2 separate regions of the Homo sapiens genome follow, and region 1 is linked to region 2. Evidence: chromatin loops called from intact Hi-C (ENCODE). Cell type or tissue: IMR-90. All regions are shown on one strand. Links, peaks and the distances in the headings refer to the core of each region. The heading gives the core; the rest is flanking DNA. Region 1 overlaps LOC102723324 (a long non-coding RNA gene). Region 2 has its middle 12 kb from the start of RAB14.

What was found. Peaks named below come from ENCODE experiments on the same cell type or tissue, not always from the same donor. Only the 100,000 strongest peaks of a DNase experiment are listed, where the experiment ranks them.
Region 1: a loop joins it to region 2, with 4 times the contacts of the local background. A loop is called at or near these places in 3 of 110 quality-filtered maps.

The regions. Positions count from the first base shown.
Region 1 is chr9:121,435,193-121,446,475 of GRCh38, forward strand. All of the region lies in intron 3 of LOC102723324 (a long non-coding RNA gene), which reads left to right. It also overlaps a transcript of GGTA1 not described here. Among named protein-coding and RNA genes, the nearest start is that of GGTA1, 59 kb to the right of the region's middle. In IMR-90, for the core only: a CTCF peak has its summit at 5,261 (motif pointing left); no DNase peak of the experiment used is centred there; H3K27me3 peaks cover 4,070 bases.
Region 2 is chr9:121,207,808-121,219,090 of GRCh38, forward strand. It overlaps a transcript of GSN not described here. Among named protein-coding and RNA genes, the nearest start is that of RAB14, 12 kb to the left of the region's middle. RefSeq lists an enhancer at 77-176. In IMR-90, for the core only: a CTCF peak has its summit at 5,587 (motif pointing right); a DNase peak (open chromatin) is centred at 5,594; H3K27ac peaks cover 223 bases.

The DNA.
Region 1 (11,283 bases), core at 1,613-9,612, 230 kb after region 2:
AAGAGCTCTTACACAGTTTGCTACATGAGTCACAAGGACAGCTAGCCAGATGCACAAGAACTCTTGTCTTACATACCAATAATGAACTGGTATTAACTCCTGCAATAAGCCCCTGTAACCAAAGTTATCTTTGTTTCAGAACAAATTATGTATACTTTTCCCTTTTACATTTAAAGGCATCCCCTTGCCTCAACCTCTTTCAATATGCCTGTGGGCTCCATAGCCTACATATCCCAGATTTGCAAATGCTCTGCATACTCCTGAAAAAACTTATTATCTGTGGAGAATCTCTCTCTGTTATTTACACTGATATTCTTTTATTAGTTTAGATCAGAGTTCACAAAACTGTGAGGAGCCAAGTACAGTTCTGATGGAGAGGAACTCACTTCATGTGGGCTTCCTGGACATGGTGAGAGACACTATGTCAGATGGTACTTTGTGTTCCATCTTTTTGGGAAGAGAGTGTCCATTTGTGCAAAAGTTAATTGAATTCTAGTAGGTGGAAGCACTAAGTCATTTTATGAAAGTTAAGTATGGATAGAAGGGTAAAAATGGGTGCTTTGTGGCACAGTGATTGGACTGTGTAGACATTTGCCTGTTTACTCTTGAATCTTCCATTTTTTCCTGTGCTCTGCTCAGTGTGGCAGAGGTCCATATTACCCAGACTCCCTTGCTCTCTGATGAAAAATACTAACAGAAGAGAGGAGGGTAGGAGGAGGAGAAAAGCCTGGATGTCCCCTCCACACCCTCACTATGGGTACCATATCAATTAGTAGCTGAAACTCCTCTCTCTTTTGTGTCACCTCATGCCAGATAACTTCTGCTAGGTTCTAGCTCTTTCTAGACATCCTACATTTTTCTCCTTCAACTTTCAGGATATTATTGCTTTTATTTAAAAATTATGGGTTGCCTCTTCTCCCTTGTATTTCTCCCAAGCTCTTTTATCACCTTCATGTCCAATTCCCTATATTAAATCCCCACTGTTTGAAATACCTAGAATAGTAGTTTCTGCTTTACTAGCTAGACTCTGACTATTGATAAGATGTGTGTGTGCATCTACAACCATCAGATCTTTGACAAACCTGACAAAAACAAGAAATGGGGAAAAGATTCCCTAGTTAATAAATGGTGCTGGGAAAACTGGCTAGCCATATGTAGAAAGCTGAAACTGGATCCCTTCCTTACACCTTATACAAAAATTAATTCAAGATGGACTAAAGACTTAAATGTTAGACCTAAAACCATAAAAACCCTGGAAGAAAACCTAGGTAATACCATTTAGGACATAGGCATGGGCAAGGACTTCATGTCTAAAATGCAAAAAGCAATGGCAACAAAAGCCAAAATTGAGAAATGGGATCTAATTAAACTAAAGAGCTTCTGCACAGCAAAAGAAACTACCATCAGAGTGAACAGGCAACCTATAGAATGGGAGAAAATTTTTGCAATCTACCCATCTGACAAAGGGCTAATATCCAGAATCTACAAATAACTTAAGCAAATTTACAAGAAAAAATGAAACAGCTCCATCAAAATGTGGGTGAAGGAATGAACAGACACTTCTCAAAAGAAGATATTTATGCAGCCAACAGACACATGAAAAAATGCTCATCATCACTGGTCGTCAGAGAAATGCAAATCAAAACCACAATGAGATACCATCTCACACCAGTTAGAATGGCTATCATTAAAAAGTCAGGAAACAATAGGTGCTGGGAGGATGTGGAGAAATAGGAACACTTTTACACTGTTGGTGGGAGTGTAAACTAGTTCAACCATTGTGGAAGACAGTGTGGCGATTCCTCAAGGATCTAGAACTAGAAATACTATTTGACCCAGCCATCCCATTACCGGGTATATACCCAAAGGGTTATAAATCATGCTGCTATAAAGACACATGCACACATATGTTTATTGCAGCACTATTCACAATAGCAAAGACTTGGAACCAACCCAAATGCCCATCAATGATAGACTGGATTAAGAAAATATGGCACATATACACCATGGAATACTATGCAGCCACAAAAAAGGATGAGTTCATGTCTTTTTAAGGACATGGAAGAAGTTGGAAACCATCATTCTGTGCAAACTATCACAAGGACAGAAAACCACACACTGCATGTTCTCACTCACAGGTGGGAATTGAACAATGAGAACACTTGGACACAGGACGGGAAAATCACACACCGGGGCCTGTCGTGGGGTGGGGGGAGGGGGGAGGGATAGCATTAGGAGATATACCTAATGTAAATGACGAGTTAATGGATGCAGCACACCAACATGGCACATGTATACCTATGTAACAAACCTGCACATTGTGCACATGTACCCTAGAACTTAAAGTATAATAATAAAAAAATAAAATAAAATAAAACTGGGCCGCAATCCTTGTACCATATACAAGAACCAACTCAAGGGATTAAAGACTTAAATATAAAACCTAAAACTACAAGAACCCTGAAAGACAACCTAGGCAATACCATGCAGAACATAGGCATGGGCAAAGATCTCACAAAGATGCCAAAAGGAATTGCAGCAAGAGCAAAAATTAACAAATGGGATCTAATTAAACTGAAGATATTTTCTCCACACAAAAATAAAATATCAATAGAGTAAACAGACAACCTATAGGATGGAAGAAATCTTCTGCAAACTGTACATCTGAGAAAAGCCTAATATTTAGTATTTATAAGAAACTTTAACAACTTTATGAGAAAAAAAAACCCATAGAAAAGCAGGTAAAGAACATGAACAGACATTTTTTGGAAGTAATAATAATAAAACAAGTTTTTATTATTCCTTCTTTGAAATGGAGGTAAAATACATATAAAGAAAAGCACAGATCTTATGTATTTGCTTGAATGAGATTTGACAAACACGTACATGTGATTGCACAACGCCTAGATGAACATATGGAACATTCATTTTACCTTAGGCTCCTTTTAAGTTCAGTTCCAGTTCTTCAGGGGAAATGTTATACTGACTAGAAACTCATACTCACCTGTTTTTAATCCTTATATAATAAAATTATGTAATAACATAAAATAAATAAATAAATAAATTTTCGGACTGTTTTTCTATTTCTGTGAAGAATTTTATTAGCGTTTTAATAGGGAATTACATTGAATCTGTTGATTGCTTTGGGGAGTATGGACATTTTAACAATATCGATCCTTCCACTCCATTAATATGGAATATCTTTCAATTTTTTTGTGTTCCCTTCAATTTTTCTCATCAATGTTTCATAGTTTTTATTATAGAGCTCTTTCACTTCTTTTGTTAATTTCTAAGTATTTAATTCTATGTGTGGGTATTGTAAGTGGGATTACTTTTTTTCAGATTCTTCACTGTTGGCATGTGGAAATGCTACTAGTTTTTGTACGTTGATTTTGTATGCTGCAACTTTACTGAATTTATCAGTTCTAATCATTCTTTGATGGAGTTTTTAGATTTTTTCAAATATAAAGTCATATCATCTGCAAAAAAAAGAAATTATAGCCATAAACTTTCCAAATTTGATTTAAAATAAAATTATAAACTTACAGATCCAAGAAGTTTAGCAAATCCCCCGAGAAATAAAAACACTAAAGAAACCACACGTAGGAAACCACAAGGCAAATTGCTGTATTTTGTGACAATGGTTCTCACACTTTGCTGCATACTATTATAGAATCACCTGGGAAGCTTGTAAAAATCCCAGTGTCCAGCCTTCACCCTGTGCCACCTGACTTGGAATCTCTGGGTGGGGCCCCAGACATCAATATTAGCTCTCCAAGTAATTCTAGGGTACAGCCAAGTTTGACAACCAGCATTTCATGTCCCCTATCTCTGAGAAAGAGGCATTAACTCCTGCAAGCAATGTCCCACACATGTGGGTGTCCAGCTGCTTGCCATTTACCTGATAAAGGTAAAATAAGTGAGCTTTTAGTGGGACCCTGGACAAGCTGTTTACCTGGTCCAGGCTGCCACAGCCCTTAAGACCAGTCATACTTTACATAGTTCAATGGGTCTGAAGTAGACTGGAATGGTGGTTGAAGAATGTGGCTAGCTGTGATTGGAAACTTACAGCACAGTCCCACTGAATTCCAGAGCAAGAAACCATCATTTTCCTCTTTAAATAGGAGTTACTACAATTTTCCCTTCTCTTTCTTCCTTGTCTCTCACTGTAGTGTGTTTGGATATGAGCTAAACTTGCCGTTTATGTCACAGATTGCAGAACAGTCATACAAGCTGTCTAAAGGATCAAAGGAGAAATGATCACTATCTGGAGAAGTAGACTCTGAGTAGCCTGGCCTCTGACATTATCTGTGGATTCAGTGGTCTGTTGGGAGAAGGGGCTGTGCTGGAGTAGTATATAACATTTTTGGATCATGGTAGAAGGGAATATTTTGAATGTATGGGAAGAAGTGATTGACAGCCAGACAGCCATAAGTGGAAAGTGGTAGATACTTTTAGAGGGTAGATACCCAGCTCACAACAATATGTGCTTCTCTGAGAACTGCCCATAGTGTAATCATTCTCCAGTAAACAAACTCCAGGACACAGCTGCTGGGAGCAGGAGTGGTGTTGTGACTTTTGAGTTTTCTTTCCTAGGAATTTAGAATTTTGAAGGAAGAAACCCTGAGACTGGAGATAGTTGGAACTGAGTCATATTAATGGCAGACCTCTAGGGAGAGTCCACAATTTTCAGTTGCAGAGGCCCCTAAGCTTTCCTGGTTCTTACTCATGGCCTGGTTGCAGTGATATACTGGTAAATTTTTAACAACTGACACTTTAAAAAAAGAAAGAAAGAAGGAAATTAAGGAAAGGAAAAAGAGCCCTGGTTTCTAGTGTGTGTTGACTCCCATGGTTTAAATACTCCCACCACGGCCTATTATCACAGTGATGTCACTGAACAGGGAGCTGGGAAGTATTGCCTATAATAGACTCTCACAAGCCAGTATAAGCTGGCTTCAGCACACCCCTGCTCCCCTGTCAATTCTCCCTTCTATTCACAGAATTCTCCAATAGTCTCCCAGTAAACTCCTTTTGGGGTTTATATAGCTAAGGCTTATTTTAACTAATTGTTAAACTCATTTATTTTAACTAATAAGGCTGTTTTTTTATAGCCACATCCTTTAAATATTAATTGCCATTTTCATTTGTATGCAAAATTAACATCTATTTCTATAAATGTGCAGAGTCTTCACCAGCTCCGGAAAAGAATATTTTTAATCACTGCAGTCGCTTAGGATAACAGGGTTATCTTTGGAAATTCCTGCCCTCTCGTGTCCAGTATAGAGAACTACTTTTGTGTTCTCTAAGGCTGTGAATGTTAGCGGACAACCAGGAGGTGAGTTAGAGGCTCTTGATGGCAACAGGGGACTATTCCCAGGGTATAGACGGGCGAGTGTAATGCATATTAGTTCCCAATGTTTGTTTATTACTGAAGTCCAAGAAACTCGGTACTAATGACATGTTGAGCTAGATAATTCTTTGTTGTAGGATGGTTTTTTGTTTTTTTGTTTCATTTTGTTTTGATTTTGGAGACAGAGTCTCGCTCTGTCGCCCAGGCTGGAGTGAGTGCAGTGGCAAAATCTCAGCTCACTGCAACCTCTGCCTCCTTGGTTCAAGCGATTCTCCTGCCTCAGCCTCCTGAGTAGCTGGGATTACAGGTGCCCACCACCACACCTGGCTAATTTTTGTATTTTTTAGTAGAGACAGGGTCTCACCATGATGGCCAGGCTGGTCTTGAACTCCTGACCTCAAGTGGTGCACCTGCCTTGGCCTCCCAAAGTGCTGTGATTACAGGCAGGAGCCATTGTGCCTGGCTGGTTTTGTTTTGTTCTGTTTTTAAGACAGGGTCTCACTTGTTGTCCACGTGGGAGAGCAGTGGTACAATCATAGCTCACTGCAGCTTTGAACCCCTGGGGTCAGGTGATCCTCTCACCTCAGCCTCCCGAGTACCTGGGACTACAGGCACACGCCACCATGCCTGGCTAATTTTTTTCTTTTTCTTTTTGTAATTTGTGTAGAGACAGGGTTTTGCCATGTTGCCCAGGATGTTTAGCAACATTCCTGGCCTCTACCCAGTATGTAGATAGCACCCACCCCTCCACCAACTGTGACAACCAAAAATACCTCCAGACATTGCCATTGCCAAATGTCCCGTGGGATGGAGAGGAGAGTGATTCCCAGGCTGAGAACCACTGCTTTATGCTGATGAAGCAAATTTATTTTACACATTGCTGACCTTGAAGTAGCACTGAATCCACCAGCTTATGGCACCAAGTTGGAGCTTAAGCCTACAGCCCAGGCTGTAACTCCTGAGTTCCCATACTGTATACTACAGGAGGAAAAGTTCCAGGTGCCAGATATCCAAACACTTGCTTTTTAATAGGACACACAGTCTATAATCAAAAATGTAAAACCTTCCAACTAAAGCAAAACATATCAAGGCATGATCGGAATGGATGTTGGTGCATTCATTCATTTGTTCAGTAAATATTTGTTAAGGAGTACTTCTGAAATACGTGATGCAGTAGGTGCTAGAGCTGATGCAATGTCAGACTATGGCCCTGCCTTTAAGGAGCTAATCATCCTAGAGGGGTTCAATGGAGATACTGTCAGTTATAAGTAAGAGAGAGTCCAATTCCAGCTGGCTTAAACAATCATGGGACTTTACTGGCCCATGCATTTGAAAAGCCCACAGACAGTGCAGACCTTAGGTAAGGCTGGATCCAATGGCTCAAAGTTGTCACCAGGGCCTGGGTTTCCTCCAGTGTCTCTGCTCCTCCTTTCCTATTGTCAATTTTATCCTAAGGTGGACTTCCCTTTTCCAGCAGCCCCTATTTTTACACGTGTCCTTATTTCTAGTAGAAGACTTGAAATTCACTTTGACTACTTTAGGTCACCTGCCCACCCTTGAATCAATAGTTGTCACCAGAGAAATGGAAAGTCCTGATGGATTGATTTAGCCAAGGGTACTTGCTTCAAGCATGGCACCAGTTTCCATAGAAATCACATAAATTCCCTGAAGGAGATCAGGGATTGCTGAGAAGGGAGAGAGAGCACCAGAAATGCTGGGTGAATATGGGGTGGTCAGCCAGCCCTTTTCACACAGGCTCTGCCAGGTGATTTCATCCGGTCCCAAAGCACCATTCCTGTGGATTTCCATGAAGGTCTTATTGTAGCACTTTGGGCTTCACACCTGCTGCTTGCCTCTCTGAAACCTCATTCCATCCACTCTTCACAGTGACCCTTTCTCTCCTTTCAAAGCTCAGTTCAGAGTCAGATTATCTGAGGCTTCTTCCACCTCCCTGAGCCATCCTTCTTTCATACTCCCTTAGCCCTGGTACTACCTATGCCTCATACCTGGTCAGGTTTCATGTTCCTCTTTCTCCAATTTTAGACTTACATTTTGCCTTTAAAGAGTTTGGGGTCTCCTAAATCCCCTCTCTTTAATGCCTAACAAAAGCATTGAGAGCATTGATGTTGATTTCTTTGGTATCTCCAATTTCAACAATAAGATGGTTAAAGTGTGTGTGTGTGTGTGTGTGTGTGTAAAACAGTGTGAGAAAGAAGTGTGGAGCTGTGGAAAGAGCACAGGATTTATAGTAAGATAATCTATAGGCAGACAGTCCTGGGTTTAAATCCTGGATCAGCACTCTTTCAGATCTCAGACATTCACCAGTGGATCCCTACTTGACTCTTTTCTTTCCTTAAAAGGTATGTATAGTGTGTTACACATTCACTTTCTATGACTTTTCACGCTTGTTAATATGCAATCATGCCAGTGTTATTTGTTTATGTTAGGCACATTTAACAAACAGTACATTACATTAAATAAGTGCTTGTAAGTACTGCCATAGTTGAGGTTCCTGATAGTGGTGGCTTTGGCTAAGAGAGAGCAAAGAGGGACAAAGAGAAATCCTTCAGGCCTTGAACACATTTTTCCCCTTTTGGCTGAATGTGGTTCCCAGATTTGAGGTGGAGTGGAAGGAGCAAGTATGGTTTGTTCCTTCCACCTACTCCTCTGCCTGATCACACCTCCTGAAGCCCCGCCCTGATATAACCGCTCAGTGCACGGCCATGGTGCTTACATCAGCCCTCCATGCACAATGTAAAGATAAGAATGATAACAATGTTTTATTTTTTGAAACAGGGTCTCTGTTGCCCAGGCTGGAGTGCAGTGGCACGATCTCGGCTCACGTAACCTCCACCTCCTGGGTTCAAGTGATCTTCCCACTTCAACCTCCTGAGTAGCTAAGACTACAGGCACACACCACCACACCTGGCTAATTTTTGTATTTTTTATAGAGACGGGGTTTCGCCCTGTTGCCAAGGCTGATCTCAAACTCCTGGAGTCAAATGATCCACCTGCCTTGGCCTCCCAATGTGTTGGGATTATGGGGGTTAAGCCACCGTGCCTAACCGATTTTTTTTAACATGGTGCTTTTAAACTTACTTAATGCATTTGGGGCAGGTTTCATGCATAAAAAGTGGGAGATGGTAGAGGCCTGGGAAGATATATAGTTGTGCTTTCCATGATATGAAACATGGCCCTCTGAATGCACTGTCAACACATCTGTCCTGTGAGTTTCCCTGCTTTGAGCCTCAGTTCAGTCACTTACCACTTACAAAAAGTTACTTGATGGGAGAGCTATTTCTCCAGTCTACTCCTTGATGTCAACCCTCCAAGTTGGGGTATGATGGGCTGAGGAACGCTGAGGTTTACACTAGCTAAGCAGTGGGACCAGCTGATGACCGACTGTCCTCTGATGAAGCCCACATCAGTCACCTACCACTTACCACTTGAGCCGAGTTCGAGGTTGCGGCCACATGAGCCATAATTACACCACCACACTCCGGCGTGGGCGACAGAGTGAGACCCTGTCTCAAAAACAAACAAAAATTTGGGAATCCCAAGTCTGTTCTATTTTTGTAATAGTGGACACATTTTCAGAAGGGCATGAGGACTTTCCCGAGTCTAAAAGCTTTCTGGACCTCATCTTCCTCTTTTATGAAATGAGACTAATTCTCCACTATGAGGTAATCATGCCCTGTTGCATATTCAGTGCATCTCACTAAATTAGCCTGGTCATCTTTAAATTTTTTAGTATAAGTACACCTGCTGGAAATCCAGACTTTCCCACTTGACCAGATATATTCCCCAGAGGTCAGGACTAATAATCCCCAGATATGGTGATGGCATTGTTTTCTTCCTCTGCCCTGATGCCCCACCCTGAGCTTCAGGGGCAAGCCTTTCCCTAATGATTCTTTCACTGGCAGTTCATTATTTCAGCGCATTGCTGTGGAAAGCTCTATATAAGTATTTGTTGCTTAAAAGTTGGGGAATCCCTTGGACGGGCATGGTGGCTCACGCCTGTAATCCCAGCGTTTTGGGAGGCCAAGGCAGGAGGATCACTTAAGCCCAGGAGTTTGAGACCAGCCTAGGCAACATAGTGAGACCACATTTCTATAAAAACGTTTTTTTCTTAATTAGTGGGGCGTGGTGGTGCCTGTAGTCCCAGCTATTCAGGAGGCTGAGGTGAGAGGATCACTTGAGCCCAGGAGGTCGGGGCTGCAGTGAACCATGATCACACCACTGAACTCCAGCATGGGTGACAGAGTGAGACTCTGTCTCAAAAACAAACAAAAATTTGGGAATCCCAAGTCTGTTCTATTTCTGTAATAGTGGACACATTTTCAGAAGGGCGTGAGGACTTTTCTGAGTCTGAAAACCTAAAATTCTCTAATTGACAATTTTGAATATCTTTGGGAGGAAATGCACAATCCATGACCAGACCAGAATATACTGAGAAAGTAATTTATTTAATTGTAAATTGGGACATTTTTTAAAAAGTTTAGTAATAACGATTAACAAGATTATGAATTTGTCCATTGGGGATTTAAACTTTAATGAAGTTTTTTAAAAAAATCAAGAAATTCCTTTAAAAGTAAACATTAGTCCTTTGCTCTAAACTTTCAGGCTAGATCATTTCTTTGGGTCAGGACTTAAAAACCCTTAAGCTCTGCCTACTCCAGACTGAATCCAAGACAACCTGACTAATAGAGAAGCAGGAGTCTTAACTGATGTGTGATCTACTTTTTCAAAGCCCTGCTTTTTCCTTTTCAAAGCCCACTAATTCAGGGTTTTTGTTTTGTTTTGTTGGATGTGAGATTTTCTGGCAAAAAATGAAGTAGGAGGCACGGTGAAATGGTCGAGAAAAATCTAAGTTTCATTTTATCAAAGAAGCTCATTGCAGTATACATCAGGCTAGTGCAATGGCTCTTCAAATAAATTGCTTGAAAATGGAAACAAATGACCGAGACTGGAACACAAGCAAAACATAAATATACGTGCATAGGTACACACTGTCTCCTAACTCCCTTTACATTGATTTGGTTAACTTTAAATAATATGTAGGATTTCACAGCTTCTCTTAGAGAAGGGAATTGAATGTTAAGCTGTTCAGTCATGATAACTAGATCTTCCATTGTTATGGCTCATGCTTCTGTTACCAAATCAATTAGCCATTTTGCCAAGTATGTCTAATTATTACACTTCTATAGTGCAGATGGAGCAGGAGAGAACAAGAGGTTACTTGATGGGAGGGCTGTTTCTCCAGTCTACTCCTTGATGTCAGTCCTCCAAGTTGGGGTATGATGGGCTGAGGAACCCTGAGGTTTAGACTAGCTAAGTGGTGACCGAGTGTCTTCTGATGAAGCCCACATCCTAGAAACAGAACTGCTTGCAAGCCTCTTCAATCCACTGCAGGCCTTTGCCTTCTCTGACACCATCCACATCTCTTTACCAAGGATTTGAAGATGCAAGTTGCAGAGTCTGGTAGACTGAATACCACTTAGGCAACACAAGAAACATCTTCCGTTCAAGTCCCTGAACATAGGGTCAATGAGATTGGAAATCACCCACACTTCCTCCCATTCAGTACCTGGATCTGTGATGTATTTAAGCACCAACCCCATACCCTAAGTGCCCTCAGGGTGGCACTGCCCCACAGTGATTGGCTCCTCTCTTCCACTCTCTCTTCGCTATTTCATGGCAAACTCATGTCAAGGCTTTGTTTTGACTTCATGCTGGGCACCTTGGCTCATTCAGGTTCCTTGGGACTCTGATCACACACCACCATGATATCTACTGGGACACTCCACCAATCTTTCGCACAGAAGCCAAACAACATCCAGATGAGAAAAGGACGGACTACAGATGGTCTGAAGCAATCTGCTATTGAAGCTTTTTGAGGATTGCCAAGGCAAATGGTGTCTTTACTGAGAGTT
Region 2 (11,283 bases), core at 2,045-10,044:
GCAATGGCACGATATCAGCTCACTGAAGCCTCCACCTCCTGGGCTCAAGCACTCCTCCCACCTCAGCCCCCCAGGTAGCTGAGACTACAGGTACGTACCACCACATCTGGCTAATATGTGTGTGTGTGTGTGTGTGTGTGTGTGTGTGTGTGTATTTTTTGTAGAGACAGAGTTTCTTGATGTTGTCCAGATTGGTCTTGAACTCTTGAGCTCAAGGGATCCACCCACCTTGGCCTCCCAAAGTGCTGGGATTACAGGCATAAGCCACTGTGCCTGGCCCAAATCACTTAACTTCTCTGAGCCTCAACTATAAAATCAGATAATAGATTTTCCCCTCACCCATACACACACGGAATTGTTGTTCAGATTAACTGGGAAAGTGTAACTGAAAGTATGTGGTACAGTATCTAGAATATTCCACGCATTCAACAAATGCCTGGTCCTTCTCTTCTCTCCTACCTTTATTCACTGATTCCCTCATCCATGTGAATCAGGCACACACTTAGGTTCCTGCCAGAGCCCTGAACCCCTTCCCCAGTTGGAAAGCACTTCTTGAGTACCTGCTTAGAATACATGGGTTCAGATGCTGCAAACAAGAGACTAAAGAATGATAGTGGCTTTCACAAGATAGAAATGTATTCTTCCCGCACATGGAAGTCTGGGTAAGTAGTACAGAGGTGATATAGCAGCTTGAAGGCAGCAAGATGTAAGTTCCTCCTTGGTTATGGCACTGCCACCCCCAAATCATGCTTCTATATCATGGCTCAAAATACTTACTCCAGCTAACACCAGGAGAGGGGAGAAAAAGAAGTAGATAGCACATGCCTTCCTGTTAAGTGTATGACCCAGAAGTTGTACCTATTGCTTTTGCTGACATCCCATTGGTAGGTCACATGGTCACACCTAGCTGAAAGGGATGCAGAGAAATTTAGTCTTTGTTCTGGGGAGGATTATTACTAATGAGGGAAGAAAAGAATGGATACTGAGAAACAACCAGCTATTTTTGCCATACCATCCTTCATTGCCTAAAAGGGGGGCAGGTGTTAGAGCACCTTGAAGGTCCAGGGAGGCTGATGTTAAACCCTGAGGCCACCAAGGTGAGGACAGGGACCATCAGTGGACCATGAAATCTTTCCCACCAGTGCAGTTCCCTTAGGATGCCCATTTGGGGCTCTATGCAGGACTCTGAATAAATAGCATTCCTTTGCCTCGTCTGACTTCTGAACAAGTTGAGATATCAACAAAAAGATGCAGAGGAAGGCCAGAATATTTTCTTTATTAGTGATATTGCCAGGTTGGAGAAGAAACTTTTAGGGTTGGTAGCTGAAGGGTGCCACTAATAGTGAACCCCAGAAGTGGGCTGCAAAGACTAGGGCAGGCCTCCTGCTGAAGGGAGCAGGGCTGAGGAGCAGCTCCCTCCCTATCAGAAGAAGTGCTGAGTTGGGCATGACCAGGTATTCTCAAATGTACAATCCTTCATCCTTCCAGGAATGGATAAAGCACGGAGAGGAACCAAGAATGTGCTCAGAAAAAAATCCTTCCTCACTGAAACCAGGACTAAGGAAAGGAGATTCCCTTCTACCATCCATGGTGAGCAAAGAGTGGGGCTTGGAATTAGCAGCGGGGGGTGGGGAGGGGGGAAGAAATACCAGTGGAAGCAAGCATAATAGTGCCTACAAATACATGAGGGACCCAAACTGACAAGTCAGAAATCATCCAACACTGTAATTGGATTTCAGTCCCAGCCTTGCTTCTTAGTAGCTGTGTGGCTTTGGAAAGTTCCTTAAGGTCTCTAATTCTTCATTTCCTTGTCTCAAAAATCAGGAAACAGCAGCATTTAATACCTATGTGAATTATTAAGAGAAAATGAAGCAGAGCATGAGAAGCTCTTAGCATAGTGCCTGGTAGGGAATAAACACTCAGGAAACAGAAGCTGCTAGAATTATTTCCAAGAGCCAATACATAGCTCCTGAAAGCAGTTTCCCCAAGTAAGTTAGGAAAGAAGAAAACCTTTATCTGCTATCATAGAATTCAACAGAAATCAGAAAGTTTTCTTTAGAGTAATACAAATAATTGGAGAGAAGAGATGAAGAATGAGAAACAGGCCTCTCTGCATAGTATCTGGAACAATTTGGGCTAGGCCTTCACTTTCTCATATTCTTTGTGCCATGAACACACATACACGCACGCATACATGCACAATAGACCAGTCAAGATTCATCTAGAGGTGATATAATAAATCCCTACTCTCAGGAAAGGATATTGCCTTTATAGATATATTAGTTAGGAGAGGCTAGGTTTTACTGTGTAAGAAATGACTCCAAAATCTCAGCGGATTTAAACCTTATCACAAAGGTGTGCTTCTTGCCCACTCTCTATGTCCATAATGTGTCAACTACTTCCCTGTTCCACACCATCTTCACTTTAGGACTCAGGCTGACGGAGCACGCTGCCTGTCTGTGTCTCTCCGTTTCTCTCTCTGGAACGTTGTCAGATGTCACGGCGGAGGGAAAAGAGACCTGGTGAGTGACGTGCTAAGTCTTCAAGCTTCTGCTCCAAAGTAGCACACATCACTTATGCTCAAATTTTCTTAGCCAGAGCAAGTCTTATAGCCTCATATTGATAGAGTTGGGGTGCATAATTCTCCTTTGGGGAGGTGAATATAGCTGAATGTAACCCAGTCTACCACAGTGGACTCCCCAAGAGCCAGAGAGACAGCCACTGAGAGCTGCTAATATCTGGCTGATCTGGGGCCTTCTCTTTGCCTCAGTTTATCCTCTGTGAAATGGAGATACCAGCACCCGTCCTGTGAACCTTACAGAGAAGGGCTAGGAATGCACGTGGGATCACCGACATGCATGTGGTTTGGCAACTGTAAACTACCACACTTGCATGAGAGGGTTTCAATACCAGTATGAGTGCATTGGAAGGGATAAGAACACATTATAAAACATTTCACCCCTTCTCTGCCCACAGGAATGACTTGCCGAATTTTTAGCCCATAACCAGGCACTGTGTAAACCGCTTTACCTCATTCAGTCTTTGCAATTATACCACAAGGTAAGTAATGTTATTAACTCCACTCACAGATGTGGAAACAACTGAGTGTCCATTGAGGAATGAATGGATGACAAAATGTGATACATGCCACATTTGGGGATATTGTTGATAATAATGGGATGTTATTCAGCCTGAAAAAGGAAGGAAATTCTGACACATGCGACAACAAGGATGAACCATTATGCTAAGTGAATTTAGCCCGTCACAAAGAGACAAATAGTATAGGATTCCACTTATATGAAGTACATAGAATAGTCAAATACAGAGACACAGAAAATTGGAAGGTGGTTCCCCTGGGGGTAGAGGAATGGGGAGGTATTATTTAATGAGTACAGTTTCAGTTTGGGATGATGAAAAAGTTCTGAAGATGGATAGTGGTGGCGGTTATACAACAATGTGAATGTACTTAGTGCTATTAAATAGTACACTTAAAAGTGGCTAAAATGGTAAATTTTATATTATCTATATTTTACCACATAAAAAAGCATATGACAGCAAAAACAAACAAACAAACAAAGCTGAAAAAACCCACAAGTCTTAAAATGCCTTGAAACTTTGAGCAATTTGGCTCACACAACAGATCCTTTAGCCACTATGTAAGTAGGTGATGGCATTTTAGTAGCTGATACTGCTTATAAATACTTCCAGGTGTAAAAGTTGCTATTAATAATTAATTGGGGATCTGGCTGGGATAGGGGTAAGGTGGATAAAGCACTGAACTGGGAATGAGAGCTTGAGGTTAGGACTTAGCTGAAACCAGCGGTGTGACCTTGGCTGGGTAGCTTCCCCTCTCTGGGCCTCAATTTTCCTATCTGGAATGTAGAGAGGTTAGTTGATCTTTTCAGTTCAATTTTATTTTTCAGACCAAAGGACCACAGTCTTGCAGGGCAGTTCAAGTAGATGGGGCTCTATCTCCTCTTCCGTTCTCTCCCAATAACCACCTCCCCACCAAAAGAAAAAACCCATAGCAAAAAAATATATTTTTTGAAGGGCTTTATGAATTGGACTTCTGTTCAAAAACTTTAAAAACAGCTGGATAAGGGAATCTCTGAGGGCTCTGATACTCTGTATTTGCTTACTGGTGAAGCTGTGAGATTAAGGAGAGGCCGCTGGGTTAACCATGCATTCATTCATCAATGACTAATGATTGAGCTCAAACCTGGGCTCCTGTCTCCTCCTGTCCACTGAAGCCCTTCAGTGACCACCTTCCCGTTTTTCTGTAGAGTCCCTTATATGGGCCGATGGGGAAGAGACTATGGATGCCTTTTAACTGAGCCCTCATAATGCGATAAAAAAACATAACAAAACAGATATCCCAGCAGCTATACAAGCAAGCGTTTTCAGAGCTCACACTGGAAACCAGACTCTCTAATCCTTATCAGTTGTTTCTCCAAGATTTAAATTCCAACTCTGCAGTTTATTAGCTCTGAGACTTGGGCAAGCATCTTAATCTCTCTGGGCCTCAGTTTCCTCATCTGTAAAATAGGTATGGTGGTCCCTAGTTTATTGGATTGTCGTGAAGGTTATAAATGTGTGTAAAATCCCACTTCACCGTAGCCCTCTATCATTTCCCACCCTCTTCTCTCCCTGCCAGGGAGTCAGTGCCCTCCTGGAGGAGGCTTACAATACAGCCTTCAAGGTTGACTCTGGGCATTGCTTCAGTACAGATTAGAAATTATTTTAGAATCCCCAGAGCATGGTATCTGCGACAAATTAAGCTAGACATAATTTTAAAGCATTTTTTATGTTTGAAAGTCTTTTGGTCTCACTCCTTGGCCTTTTTTTTTTTTTTCTGAGATGGAGTCTTGCTCTGTTGCCCAGGATGGAGTGCAGTGGTGTGATCTCTACTCACTGCAACCTCCTACTCCCTGATTCAAGCAATTCTCCTGCCTCAGACTCCCGAGCAGCTGGGACTACAGGTGCGCACCACCACGCCTGGCTAATTTTTGTATATTTTTTTTAGTAGAGTAGGGGTTTCGCCATGTTGGCCAGGCTGGTCTCAAACTTCTGACCTCAAGTAATCCACCCACCTCGGCCTCCCAAAGTGCTGGGATCACAGGCATGAGCCACTGCACCTGGCTCTTGCTCTTGACAAAGATCTTTTTCCCGTCCAGAGATTGGAGGGAAAGCTAAGGAGAAAAGGCAGCGTGAAGGAAGGAGAATTTCTTCCTGCCCATATATTTATTTTGAATTTTACAGGTTTAATGTCTGCCTTTCCTCACCCTGAGCTGAGTGGGAAAGGTACCATTTCTGGTGGGTTCACTGCTCGATACCCGGCCTAAGTATCTACAAGTTATAAAATCAGAAACAAAATATAATTAGTCTCATCAATAAATAAACCCAGGGCAGCTGGGCTTCACGGAGGAGTGACAAATGGCTCCAAGCAGTCTACATTTTAGGACAATAGCTGGGGTCACTGGCTTCCAAAAACTATGGGGAAAACCACTTCCGGCTTCCTGTATCCCTTCGTCTATTCTGGTATCAAAACGACAAATCCAGAGGAGCCGAATCAGGCGTGCTCCACCAGAGGGCGCAGCAGGCCCATGCCAGGCCCTCTTGACTGCCAGAACTCCCAGCCTGTGGCTACTGCTCCCATTTGTGTTGCTCAGGCACACCTGGTTTGGCAGCATTGTTTCCTCAGTCTCTTTGTTAGTTCCTCTGTTTTTCCAAGCCAGAAGAAAGTGAAGAAGTTTGCAGTCAGGTGGGCTTGGATTAAAATCCTGACTCTGCCGTCAGCTGAGATCTTGGCAAATTAGCATTGTGAGCTGTTGTATTAATATTAATTGGTGACTTCTTCCCAAGGCTGGGGAATCACAAAATCATAGACTCTTGGCACAAGAAGGGGCCTTTGAGATCAGCCCTTAGAGCCCCCACATGTCATGGATGGGGACACTGAGGCTCAGGCTAGACCAGAGCCCAAGTCTCTCAGCACATGGGCTGGGGTCCTCTCAGCTACACCCAGCTGCCTTCTTTCCAAAATCCATAAAACGATAAAGAGCATTCATCAATGAATGAATGAATGAAAAGATTAAAAGCCCTTTCAACCGACGAGCTCGTACCTTCTTTTAGAGCAAGGACTTTAGATCCAGACAAAAGCACAGACTGCTGTATCCCTCATCCAGCTTCAGCAATTACTTGACCTGTTCAGTCTCAGTCTCCTTATCTGAATGGTGCAGGGCATACTATGGGGATCATAAAAGCACCTACCTCACAGGGTTTCGTGAAGATTCAACGAGTGCATGCCTAAAATGCCAGCTCAGGCACCTAGAAGGCATTGAGAAAATGCTAGTTCTTTTTTTCTCCCTTCTCTCCTCCTCCTTTCTTTCCTTCCTTCCTTCCTTCCTTCCTCTTCTTCTTTCTTCCTTCTTTCTCCTTCCTTCTCTCTCTTTCCTTCTTTTTCTCTCTTTCTCTCCTCCTCCTTCTTCCTCTTCCTCTTCTTCTTCCTCTTCTTCCTTTTCTTCTTCTTCCATAAGCCAGAAACCAAAGGGTAGATGTTAGTTCTACATTTTAAAATCTAGGTTCCATAATCTTTCTGAGTCTCAGTGTTCTTGTCTATAAAGTGGAGAATTTTCAAAGCATTGTGGGAGGATTACATGGCACAACATATATAATAAAACCCACAAAACAAGGCCTGGTTCATGGTAGTGTACAAAATATATTAATAATAAATACTAGTTTATCCTCTTTCATGAAGTAAGGAATGACTGTTTCTAAGAACAAAGAGGGATAAGCCTGCATTCCTACCAATTCCAAAGACTTAGCAGATAGCATTCCCAGGAACACATCATTTCTCCTGAGTTATCCTATGTCATATTCCTACGGAGCTCTTGTCCAAGGTCTCACGAGCTAACCCAGTTTGAGACCCCAGGAGCTACTGCATTAGTTAAGTTCTTATCTTTTCTCTTCTGGACCTCTGTTGTAGCATCTATGCCTTAGATGGATGAGCGATGCCATCTGGCTGGAGATGTACCTCCTGGAAGTACCTTACTGGGCTGCAGCCACTGGTTAGGTCGGAATATAGGCTCCTTGTTGTATGAGCTTCCTAGGGCTGCTATAATAAAAGTACCATGAACTGGGTGGCTTGCAATAACAAAAATGTGTTCTCTCACAGTTCTGGAGGCTGGAAGTCCAAAATCAAGGTGTCAGCACAGCTGTGCTCCCTCTGAGACTGAGTAAATCCTTCCTTGCCCTTGCCCAACTTCTGGTGGTAGCCGGCAATCCTTGTTGTTCTTGGATTCTGGCTGCATCACTCCAGGCTGTACCTGTCATTGTCATATGGCTGTCTTCTCCCTGTGTTTGTATCTCTTCTCCTCTTCTTCTAAGGGCACCAGTCATATTGAATTAAGGACCCCCCCCCCCACACTCATATATGACCCATCTTAATTTCCATCTAAGTTGCATTTGCAAAGACCTCATTTCCAAAAAAGATCAGATTCAAAGGTACCAGGGGTTAGAATTTCAACATATCATTTTTTTTTCTTTTTGTGGGGCGACACAATTCAACCCGTAACATTGGTTAAAAGATCTCTAAAACACCTGAAAATTGGCCGGATTGGTGGCTCACACTTATAATCCCAGCACTTTGGGAGGCCGAGGTGGGTGGATCACCTGAGGTCAGGAGTTCGAGACCAGCCTGGCCAACATGGTAAAACCCCATCTCTACTAAAAATACCAAAATTAGCCAGGTGTGGCGGCGAGTGCCTATAATCCCAGCTACTTGAGAGGCTGAGGCAGAAGAATTGCTTGAACTCAGGAGGCAGAGGTTGCAGTGAGCCAAGATCGCGCCACTGCACTCCAGCCTGAGTGACAGAGTAAGACTCTGTTTCAAAAAAAAAAAAACCTGAAGATTTTAAGAGCTCTCCAATTTACTAATATTTATAATGTACATGTAAATCAACCAATAGAATTAACATGGTTATGTTAATTTATTGGAAAATTAATTATAATGTTTATGATTAGAAATTATATTACAAGCCATATATTTCAAGTATCATATAAATTATAATTATACCTATAATTGTTTGTAATTTATTAACTGTTAGAATAGTTAATTAATTTTGAAAAAAATAGCTGGGTGAGTGAAACAAAACATTTCTGTGGACTGAAAGGCTCTTAGGCCATCACTTTTCTTATTTATTTATTTATTTATTATTTTTTTCAGCTCACTGTAGCCTCTGCCTCCCGGGTTCTAACGATTCTCCTGCTTAAGCCTCCCAAGTAGCTGGGCTTGCCAGCAGGCCTGGCTAATTTTTGTATTTTTAGTAGAGACGGGTTTTTGCCATGTTGGCCAGACTGGTCTCAAACTCCTGACTTCAGGTGATCCACCTGCCTCAGCCTCCCAAAGTTCTGGAATTACAGACGTGAGCCACTGCACCCGGCCCATCACTTTTCAACTCCTGCCTCATGGACCATCAGAGTGATCATTCTACAAAGCAAATCCAACTATGTCACTCCCATGCTTAGTAACCCTCCATGATGGCCAACAGCTATCAAGAACAGCTGACAAATGAAACTGCCAACAACTACCTCCAGCTACGTCTCCACCACTTCCTGAAGCCTGTACTCAGGGAAAACATTGCTGCTTTAATCTGACACAGGACAGACATTCACTGGCCAAGACTTTGCTTGCTATATTTCCCCCAGAAACAGTCCCTAACTCTCCTACCTGCCTGCTTTTCTCTGTTTCTTATCCTTCATGGCCCAGCTCAAAAGCCACTTCCTCTGTGATGCCTGCCAGGCCTTGTAATATCCTCCTACCCCCAGGTTCCGTAGTACCTTGCTTCTGTATTTTGCAGGACTTCTCCCTGTTTTCTTGGTATTATAGTGAGATTATTCTATTACCCACTTCTCCCACTAGGCTAGGAGTTCCTGGAAGACAGGAATTTTACCTTGGTCATTGTATTAGTTTGCTAGGACTGCCGTAACAAATAGTACAGGCTCAGTGGCTTAAACAACAGAAAATTATTTTATTCTGGAGGCTACAAGTCCAAGATCAAGATGTCCAAGCGTTGCATTCTTCTGAGGGTTGGTTTCTTCCTTGGCTTGTGGATGACTGTCTTCTTCCTGTGTCTTCACATGGTCTTCCCTCTGTTTGTGTCTGCATCCTAATTTCCTCTTCTTTTTTTAGTTCTGGGTTTTGTCTTCCACTTTATTTAGATTTTTAAAGTATTTTTCTAACTTAAGGAGATTTCTTTTTTAAAATTCAACTTTGGCTGGGCACATTGGCTCACGCCTATAATCCCAGCACTTTGTGAGGCCAAGGCGGGTGGATCACAAGGTCAGGGTGGATCACGAGACCAGCCTGGCCAACATGGTGAAACCCTGTTTCTACTAAAAATACAAAAAAAAATTAGCTGGGTGTGGTGGTGGGCACCTGTAATCCCAGCTACTCAGGAGGCTGAGGCAGGAGAATCATTTGAACCTGGGAGGCGGAGATTGCAGTGAGCCAAGATCGCACCATTGCACTCCAGCCTGGGCAACAGGGCAAAACTCCGTCTCAAAAAAAAAAAAAATAACTTTTATTTTAAGTTCAGGAGTACCTGTGCAGATTTGTTACAGAAGCAAACTTCTGTCCTGGGGGTTTGTTGTACAGATTATTTTGTCACCCAGGTATTAAGCCTAGTACCCATTAGTTCTTTTTCCTGAGCCACTCCCTCCTCCCAACCTAAACCCTCCAATAGGCCCCTAATCTCCTTTTCTTATAAAGATACCATTCATATTGGATTAGGGCCCACCCTAGTGACCTCATTTTAATTTAATTACCTCATTAAAGACCCTGTCTCTAAATACAGTCACATTCTGAGGTACTGGGGGTTAGGACTTCAATTCAATTGGGATGTGGCTGAGTGGCACAATTCAGCCCACAACAGCCATTTCTTTAAATTTTTTAAATTTAATTAAATTTTTAAATATTTCAAATAATATAGAAATGTATTATTATTATTATTATTATTATTATTATTATTATTATAACCTCAAACAAAACAAGCCCTCCTTTCTCTGCTCTTTTCTACCCAACCGTTAATACTGCTACCAGGTCTGTTTCAAGCTTTTGCGTATATAAGGGTACATACATAAAGATATAACTTTGGTGTGTGTTTTCTCTTTTACATAAGTACGATCAAATTGTCCATATTGTTTTGCATATCCTGATCTTATTCATTCTTTTTATGTATGTGTCCAGTCTACCTCATGCCCTGACTCACAGTTTAGCTATGACTAAGCATGTTCAGAACATTTGTTGAGCTCTTAAGAAGGGTGGTCATGGAGTATAGGTCTGCTATGAATTGTCTGGCAGTCATTTAATATTGTATTATATTTTAGGTCTGTCAACCTGAAATAAACAGCAGAGAGACCAGTTCTCCAAAACAAAGAGTTTATTTGAGAATAACAGGGAATTGCGATTTTGGGTGCACATGCTGTGGTGGACCACAGGTGCACCAAAGGGGATGGGGCAAGAGGAAGCTTTTAAGAGAAAGGACGAGAGGCCAGGCTCGGTGGCTCATGCCTGTAATCCCAGTGCTTTGGGAGGCTGAGGCAGGTGGATCACTGGAGGTCAGGGGTTCAAGACCAGCCTGGCCAATATGGCAAAACCCTGTAACTACTAAAAATACAAAAATGAACCAGGCATCATGACGTGTACCCATAATTGCAGCTACTCAGGAGGCTGAGTCACGAGAATCACTTGAACTCGGGAGGCGGAGGTTGCAGTAAGCCGATAACGCACCACTGCACTCCAGCCTAGGTAACAGAGTGAGTCTCTGTCTCAAAAAAAATAAAGAAAGGAGGAAACGTACATGTAAGCTAATTTGAAAAAAAGACCATTGGTTACAGGAGCTTGTTGCAGGAGTTGGCATTAGCTTATTGGTGGAGACAGCCACTGTTGGACAAATGTCCCTGTGCAAGCCAGGTGGCTTATGTGGAATTTCTTGGATAGTTTCTGTTGTAGGCATACATGCATGAGGACCCTTCCTTCATGGCCTCCCCTCTCCATTTTGTGAGAGTTTAGCCTAAGTGACTCCATTTTGGTACTGGCAACTTTCACAAGTTTCATTTTTCTTGTATGTAAAATGGAGGACAATAATATTCATCTCCCAGGGTCCTGAAATGATCTGGTATTTGGAGGTTACCCTACCAGTTTTGTCCAAGCATCCATCCTGCATGACACCTGAAGTCCAATATCTTTATTCAGTTTCACTTCCTTGATGTTTCTCAGAGTCCTGA